Linked DNA regions of Homo sapiens: region 1 is linked to region 2. A link is a contact called in ENCODE Hi-C data. All regions are on one chromosome and are shown on one strand. Each heading gives the region's core, a stretch centred on a gene start or an enhancer-like site at or near the end of the contact. The rest is flanking DNA. Distances are from core to core; before and after follow the strand shown.

Region 1 (4,206 bases), core at 233-2,732, 8.7 Mb before region 2:
AAGATGCCAATACATATACACTAAAAAGGTAAAGCTAAATAGAAAAACACTCCAAATGAAATGGGAAAAGCCTTTGACTGCAGAGCCACTCAAGTGTAAGCAAGATGCAAACAATAACAAAACCCACCTCTAAATAATTCCTTATCTGCTTCGGTATCAACCAGGGTAATCTGGGTTATCAAATTCTAAGCGCTAGGCCAGGGCAGCACCTCTTGAATGAGTTTTAGGACATTCAGAAGAAAACAGTATTCTATGCCTTACTGTACTTTATAGATCTGATATCTAAGGGACTTATTCTGTTGTAAAGAAAACTGCCATTTATTTAAAATAAATTTAAAAATATTTCAGAAGAAAAAAGTGTTTATAAACATTCTTGGCAGAGAAGTCACAAACTGGCCGGGTCTCCACCACTCCTCGCTACATTCAAATTACTGTTCAGAGCCTAAAGACACTCAAGTTTGTCAGCTCTGGTAGAGTTTCCCACTGGCAATAATAATTATTTTTCCTGCATGAGTTTCAACACTAAAAGTGTCTTATAGCCAGAGGTGTTAAGATACCAAATCTTTGTGTGTGAGCAAATCTTGTATGACCTGGAGTTCTTGTGCAGTTGTCACCATCAGCACCCAGCCAGCTTCTTATATTCTCACTGCTTTTATGACCTACTGTTATGATTAAAAACCAACCAACCCAACAACAACCAAGCCCCAAGTTTCTTCACTTCTCTAAGCATCCGAGGGTGACCGGCCGCAGGAGGACCCGGGCCGGAGGGGAACCTGCGGGGGGATGACCGGCCGGAGGGGAACCTGCGGGGGGTGACCGGCCGGAGGAGGACCGGGGCGGGGGTGACCGGCCGGAGGAGGACCGGGGCGGGGGTGACCGGCCGGAGGAGGACCCGGGCAGGGGTGACGGGCCAGATGGGGACCCGGATGGTGGTGACCGACCGGAGGGGGCAGCCAGGCCGGGGGTGACCGGCCGGAGTAGGGAGCCAGGCCGGGGGGGTGACTGGCCGGAAGGGGAGCTGACGCCGGGGTGACTGGATGGAACGGGGAGACTGCAGCCCCTCGCGGACATATGTCCGCCGGGGTTCTGGACACCTGTCCTACTGCCCGCCAGGAGATCCTTACGGTCGATGCAGGAGGTCAAGCTCCGGTGGCCGGTCTGGACGAGGACCCGGAGACCGCCGGGCAGGCAGCCGAGGCGCGCCCCGAAACGCCGGCAGCCGCTCCACAGCATAGCCGCCGCAGCTCCGCGTTCAGCTAAGAGTCTGAACGCCTTCGACCTCCGTTGCGCTCGCACTGGCGGGACCTGCGACCCGGCAACGCCTGTCCCACTGCACCCTGGGGGTTGTAGTCCTCCCACGAGCCCTAACAACCCAGGTGCCAGGCGGGCTCCCAAGGGGACAGGACTACAATTCCCAGAAGTCCTCGGGGCCTCGGCGCCGCAGAGATGCACCGCCCACCAAGCGCCGCGGGGGTCGCGCTGCACAGCCTGCGGCGCAGCGGAGGCGGACCGCAGTCGAGTCTGCAGAGTGTTGGGTCTGTAGCCAGCAAATTACTTCATCATCTAGATTATCCATTCAGTTGATCCTAATTAGCAAGGATAACAAGGTAACACAAGGCTTACTTATATTCACCCAACAAAAGTGTCTCTGTGGAGCCACTTCCCAGTGAACTACATACTGAGATAGGGGTTCCTGGATGAGAAGGACCAAGGACAGAACCGAGAAGAGTTTAGGGGCAGGTTATGCGAGATGGAAATGGCGCAGATAACGGAGGGAAGGATTTGAGGGCTCAAACGTAGGCGTCTGTGTTTCGCAAAAGTTGGAGACGTTCTAGGCTGCCTCTCGTTGCCTCCATCTCGCTCTGCGCGGGTTTTGGAGGACATTAGCATTCTTTCTTGTATCTCCGTTGATTCCAGAATCGTCCGCACTAAAGTCCCCTGCAGCGTGACCATGTCGAGACCCCGGAAGAGGCTGGCTGGGACTTCTGGTTCAGGTGAGCTGCCCCTAGGCTGCACAAAGGCAGCCCAAGAAAAAACTTTTCTCGAAGAGCCTGTTTAGTACTCATTTTTCACTCCCTGCTTTTTGAGAACCCTTTGTGATATTTTTACTCCATTATCCTTAATCACTCTCCATCTTCTTTACTTGTCTCACCAAGCTCCTACCTACAGTTCCTTTTTCTTGTTTATTCAGGCAATGGTTGTTGTGCACAAAGACTCTTTGAGATACCAGGTGGCGTGCTAAAGAATATAAAGCGCCTGCTTGCGGGTGAACTGCAAACAGATGTGATGGGGTTCAGGAAAATGGATTGTTAAGTTTATGGAGGGAGGAATCACGGGGAAGGCCTCGAGAAGGATGTGGAATTTGAGCCCAGCCTTGAAGAATGGGAGACTTTCCACGGGCAAAGTTTAGTACTAAGAAAACGTGATGTCGTTTTTATAATCACAAAGATGGATGGCATTCTAAGTGGATGGAGGAGGAGGAACATTGGAAGGTACAGAAAGTACCTCTTTTGGGAATGACAGGGGTTCCAGATATACTACAGCACATTGCAGTTATTTATCAATATGTGGTGTTTGCAGTGGGCCTGTTAACTCCTAAGGGGCCATTAGGAAACTAGGTTAGGAAGGTATGCTGGGTTCAGAGCATTAGACAGCCATAAATGGTATTTAATGACAATTGATGTAGGGACTTTGACTAAATTCAGAGGCAGTATAGTCATTAAGTAGCTTCAGATAGACCTCAGTGACAGGTGCTGACCTCATATCTTGATTCCACCATTACTGGATGTGTGATCTGGAGCATGCTTCCCAGATGAAGAGTAGAACATCTCACAGGTTATGTAGATTAACCGAGTTAGGGTTAGGGTAACACATAGACCTTGGGCCCTGTCATATAGTAATTTAACAACTTAGCTACTGAATGCCTACTGTGTTCCAGGCACATTCTGATTGTCTTGGGATGAAATCGAATCATCACCATTTTTCTACAATGTCCTGAATGAACTGTTTCTTTCAACTTTTATTGGCACCTTCAAGGAGCAGAAAGGAGATGGGCCAGGAGCCACAGTGAGCAAGAAGGAAAGACGTATGAGATGAGAATAATAATGCTTTTATTATGCACTTATTGTAATGCCAGGCATTGTCTAGGCCCTTTGTATTACCTCATTTAAGCTTCAAAATAGTTGCAAGTAGGTGCTCAGTTTCCTCTTTCCTATGCAAAGGCATAGAAGAGAGAGTGAGGAAAGGAAAACATGTATTGACTACTGTCCGGACCTTTAATCCTGAACAACCCTGTAAGGTGTTCTTACCCTATTGAATAGATAATCCAGAAGATACCCTGTAAGGTAGGTATTCTTGTCTAATTTTTATAGATAAGGAAAGCTTCTTAACAGTAAGATTAAGTTCCTACAGCTGGTAATGGATCCATGATTTGAATCCAGGTCTGACTCCAAAGCTAAGCTTTTTCCATTATGAAACATTGCCTTTAACAAGCATGATCTTTTCTTTTTGCTTCTCCTATTGCAGACAAGGGACTATCAGGAAAACGCACCAAAACTGAGAACTCAGGTGAGGCATTAGCTAAAGTGGAGGACTCCAACCCTCAGAAGACTTCAGCCACTAAAAACTGTTTGAAGAATCTAAGCAGCCACTGGCTGATGAAGTCAGAGCCAGAGAGCCGCCTAGAGAAAGGTGTAGATGTGAAGGTGAGACCCTTGACCTGTCTCCAGTCCCTTCATGGTGTTTTTTAAATGAGAAGTGAATATGGGACACCATAGGGTTCCATCCCCAGCTTCTTATCTTTGAAGGGAAGGAAAAAGGTAAAAATGAATAAAATCGGCAGGGTTTATTATCATCAGCTGGTTTGTGAACCTGTGTATCTAGGGCAGGGGTTGGCTAACCTTTGCCACAAAGGGCCAGATAGTAAATTTTGTAGGCTTGTGCGTGTTACAGTCTCTGTTGCAACCCTGCCCTTGTAGCAAGAGAGTGGCCACAGATAATAAGTAAACAGCTGTGGCTGTGTTCAAGTTCAACTTTATTCACAAAATCCAGCATGGGGTTAGATTTGTCCTGAAGGCTATAGTCTGCCAACCTCAATCTTAGGTTACCTTTCTCTGAACACCTGCCATGCTCCTAGGTGTCTCCCTGCCAACAGTTGATGTATATTTCAGGGAATTTAATATAGCCTGGGAAAAATATAAGCAGAAC
Region 2 (4,076 bases), core at 402-2,901:
TTGCTTTTATTCTTTTTGACTGACACATAATTGTACATATTTATGGAGTACAGTGTGACATTTTGGTACATGTATATAATGTGTAATGATCAAGTCGGGAAATAATTAGTAGATTCATCACCTTATTTTTTTTGTCTTAGGAATATTCAAAATCCACTCTTCTAGCTATCTGAAAATATACAACAAATTGTGTATTTTTGTTGTTAATTATACTCCTAATAATAGTTATCCTATAGAACACTAGAATTTATTCCTATCTAGTTGTACTTGTGTATCCCTTAACAAACGTTTGTCTATCCTCCTCCATGAATCTTTTTTCCCACTATTATTGGAATAAAGGAGAAAAACAAAACAACAACAACACTGGACTAGGTGGAAGGCATATAGAATGCTAGCCCCAACACTGAGAAGTCAAGCATGTTCTCCATAATTAACTGTCCCAGAAGAGCAGTTTAGAAATGTGTTTAAGTATAGTCCCAAAGGGAAAGCTTACTTTGCAACTAAAAATAAAGGCCTAACTACTCCAGGAGGTCAACAATCCAGCCATATCTCTCAGGGTTTGCAGCTGTTTTCTGGAATGCCTGAAATAGGAACAAACTTAACACCACTGCGTTGATACGAGCCACACACCAAAATGAGACTGCTAGGATCTCTACTTGAAAACTTGAGTAAACGAGCTAGTCATTGAGGGCAGGGCCGTAAGGGAGATTTCATCTCGTGCTCTTTGGTCACTTTCGCACACCGCCAAGCAAATAAGAGCAAAGACACCTTTCTTAAAACACTTACCAACCTGCTCTCCTCAACTGTGCCCTGCAAGCTGTGGCATCTCCTGCCACCCTGCCTCTAGTTTCCCAGACTGCAATTTCCCCAGCCCCGTTTTCCTACACACGTTTCCACACCCTCTCACGATCTTTTACTCTCTTCTCCCTTCCGGTCGTTCCAGCGGGTCCCACCTCCCTCTTCTTCCCACCCTCAAAGAACTGACCACCTCTGATACCCCTCAGCGCGGGACACTCATCACCCCAGCATCCTACGCGCCTTCCCCTCCATAACTAGTCCCAGGACCCAGTCTTTCCCACGCTCTGTTCTCAAGACCCACCTTACCCTCCCTCCCTAGACCTTCGCATCCTTCCATCCAGGAAGCCCCCACACCACGCCCCACGCCCCCTCCTCTGCAAGGCCCTAAGCTCTGCTCTCCACCCCCATTTAGAGTTTTGCCTCCTGCACTTCGTTCAGCCCCATCAACGCCATGGACTGCACCTGCCGCTGATTTTCAAGTTACGTTCTACGGCCTTCTCACCTGGCCGGCTTTCCTAAACGATCCGCGGGGCTCCCTCAGCCATCCGTTCAGCGGCGCACCCAACCCTGGCAGGAGCCGGGTCCGCCTCCCGGACCGCTCCCCCGTTGGCTGGCTCCAGGCCAATAGGACGCTTCTGGAGAGCGATAGGGTCTCGGAACTGTCTGTCAAATCCGGAGGCGTAAACCGGGCCGCGATTCAAGTTTTTAATTGGTCATTACAGCTATCACTTAGCAGTCTAGAGGCAGGTCTGTATGCTCCCGCCGAGCTGTCATAGGCCGGCGCGTAGGAGTCAAGAGCGCGGAAAGAACGTGCCCCAAGCAGTTTGGTTGAGGGCCGAGGAGTGACGTGTCGGTTTGCGGACCCACGGGGAGTCGCAGTGGGAAGGCGCGGCCCACTGACTCCCGTCATGTGACAAGAAGCGGAAACTACGCTGAAATAGGCCCTTGCTCCAAGTCCCAGTAACTCGGAATGCGGAGCCGCTCGTCTCCCGTCTTTTTTAAGGTAGAAATTGTTACCTAATACAAGGTGAAAGGAGAGGAGGGAAGCATTTTCTACCTATTTATTCTCAATTAAAACTCAAACGCGGACTGGTCCAGACAGTTCGTCTTTTGCAGGATGTGCCTGATAGTTGACTCGAGCTTTTACTGTGCCTTGGTAACTGCGATGGACCTGGGAACCTTGACAGAGTTCACAGCCCCTGGTTTTGTGAAAGAGCGTGCCTAGGCCTAAAGGGGTTGTCGGGGCTAAGCTGGAAGCATTTCTACTGCCAGCTGAGACAGCCACCGCCGCGGAGGCACAGCCCTCCCCAGCAGCAAGCGGGCTTCCTCGGGAGACCGGGAGGCAGCCCGGCCATGCTTAGTCAGTTCAGCCCTTTGTTAAAATACCGGCCAGAGAGCCGCTCTCCCTATCCTAACTTGCCTCTCTTCTCTCGCACCCCACGCGCTCCCCGACCCCCAATAAGTTTGCTGAGGGCAGAGAAGGGGACGAAGTTTGAGCAGCAATTCCATCATCTCAGACTCGCACGTGTACACCTTTATCCTCAGGCACTTCCACTCCCTGCGCGCCTCGGTGAGCCAAGGCTACACCAGAGAGAGTGGGAACGTCTCGCAGCTCTTCGAACTTGTTGCCTCTACCACTCACGCAGTTTCCTATTCTCCCATGAACGGAACCCACCACTTATTGAAAGGTCATTATTTAAATCACTGCTTCAGAATCACATGCATTTTTTTCAAAATCCACATGACCAGGCTCGCCCCAGGACGTTATGATTCAATAGATCTGCTTTTTTTTGGTTTTGTTTTTAGTAGTAAGTGTTCGATGTAATTTTACTTTAACAAAAGGAAACTGAAGCTGAGCCTGAAGGAATTACAGAACTTGGAGTAAATGCTTCTTCAAAATACGAGTTTTGGTCGGGCGCGGTGGCTCACCCCTGTAATCCCAGCACTTTGGGAGGCCAAGGCGGGCGGATCACGAGGTCAGGAGGTAGAGACCATCCTGGCCAACATGGTGAAACCCGTCTCTACTAAAAATAGAAAAATTAGCTGGGCGTGGTGGCGCGTGCCTGTAATCCCAGCTACTCGGGAGGCTGACACAGAATCACTTGAACCAGGGAGTCGGAGGTTGCAGTGAGCCGAGATCGTGCCACTGCACTCCAGCCTGGCGACAGAGCTGGACTCCGTCTCAAAAAGAAGTTTTTTCTCTTTAAAAATAAAAAAGCGGGGAGGGGGGCATTAAAATTAGAAAGATTGTGTTCAAGTTTCTTTTGTTTTTTTTTAAGTATTAACCTAAGAATATTAAGGCCGGTCGCGGTGGCTCACGCCTGTAATCCCAGCACTTTGGGAGGCCGAGGCGGGTGAATCACCTGAGGTCAGGAGTTTGAGAACAGCCTCACCAACATGGTGAAACCCCATCTCTACTAAAAATACAAAAATTAGCTGGGCTTGGTGTCAGGATCCTGTAATCCCAGCTACTTGGGAGGCTGAGGCAGGAGAATCGCTTAAACCCAGGAGTTGGAGGTTGCAGTGAGCCAAGATCGCGCCATTGCACTTCAGTCTGGGCAGCAAGAGCGAAACTCCGTCTCAAAAAAAGAAAAAGAATATTAAGATGTTAGAGTTTTTATTAATTTTTTTCAAAGTAGGCCAGGCGCGATGGTGGGCTCCTGTAATCTCAGCTACTCAGGAGGCTGAGGCAGTAGAATTGCTTCAACCCAGGAGGCAGAGGTTGCAGTGAGCTGAGATCACGCCATTGCACTCCAGCCTGGACAACGGAGCAAGACTCTCCCACCAAAAAAAAAAAAAAAAGTATTAAACATGTTTCTTAGAATACATTTAAGCTTCCAAGTGATCAAATTAAGTAAACCTTTTCACAAGTCAAAATGTACTATTAAAAAACAAAGTTTGGGGCCGGGTGCAGTGGCTCACGCCTGTAATCCCAGCATTTTGGGAGGCCGAGGCGGGCGGATCATGAGGTCAGGAGTTCGAGACCAGCCTGACCAACATGGCGAAACCCCCGTCTCTACTAAATATACAAAAATTAGCCGGGCCTGGTGGCAAGTGCCTGTAATCCCAGCTACTCGGGAGGCTGAGGCAGGAGAAATTGCTTGAACCTGGGAGGCGGAGGTTGCAGTGAGCTGAGATCGCGCCATCACACTCCAGCCTGGGCAACAGAGGGAGACTCTGTCTCAAAAAAAAAGAACAAAGTTTGAAAATCTAATCCTATTTTTAGGATGAGTCTTTGATACCAGTCCATGAGGAAAGGCTTATTTGTGAATAAAATC

Evidence for each region. A loop is a pair of places that touch in the nucleus more often than their neighbours do. Pooled maps may share reads with other maps.
Region 1: a pooled map shows a loop between it and region 2 (4-fold over the local background). The contact joins the promoter of THYN1 here to the promoter of STT3A-AS1 in region 2. A Hi-C loop is called at or near these places in 3 of 50 pooled maps.

Annotation. Positions count from the first base shown.
Region 1 is chr11:134,250,628-134,254,833 of GRCh38, reverse strand. It overlaps THYN1 (thymocyte nuclear protein 1), which reads left to right and starts at 1,482. Exons shown (of 7, transcript NM_014174.3): 1 at 1,482-1,994; 2 at 3,526-3,704. The coding sequence starts at 1,952. It overlaps ACAD8 (acyl-CoA dehydrogenase family member 8), which reads right to left and starts at 1,266. Exons shown (of 11, transcript NM_014384.3): 1 at 1,125-1,266. The coding sequence starts at 1,233. RefSeq lists an enhancer at 1,352-1,721.
Region 2 is chr11:125,590,143-125,594,218 of GRCh38, reverse strand. STT3A-AS1 (STT3A antisense RNA 1) reads left to right here and starts at 1,651. Exons shown (of 4, transcript NR_132372.1): 1 at 1,651-1,801. It overlaps STT3A (STT3 oligosaccharyltransferase complex catalytic subunit A), which reads right to left and starts at 1,367. Exons shown (of 18, transcript NM_152713.5): 1 at 1,301-1,367. RefSeq lists enhancers at 1,501-2,095, 2,213-2,382.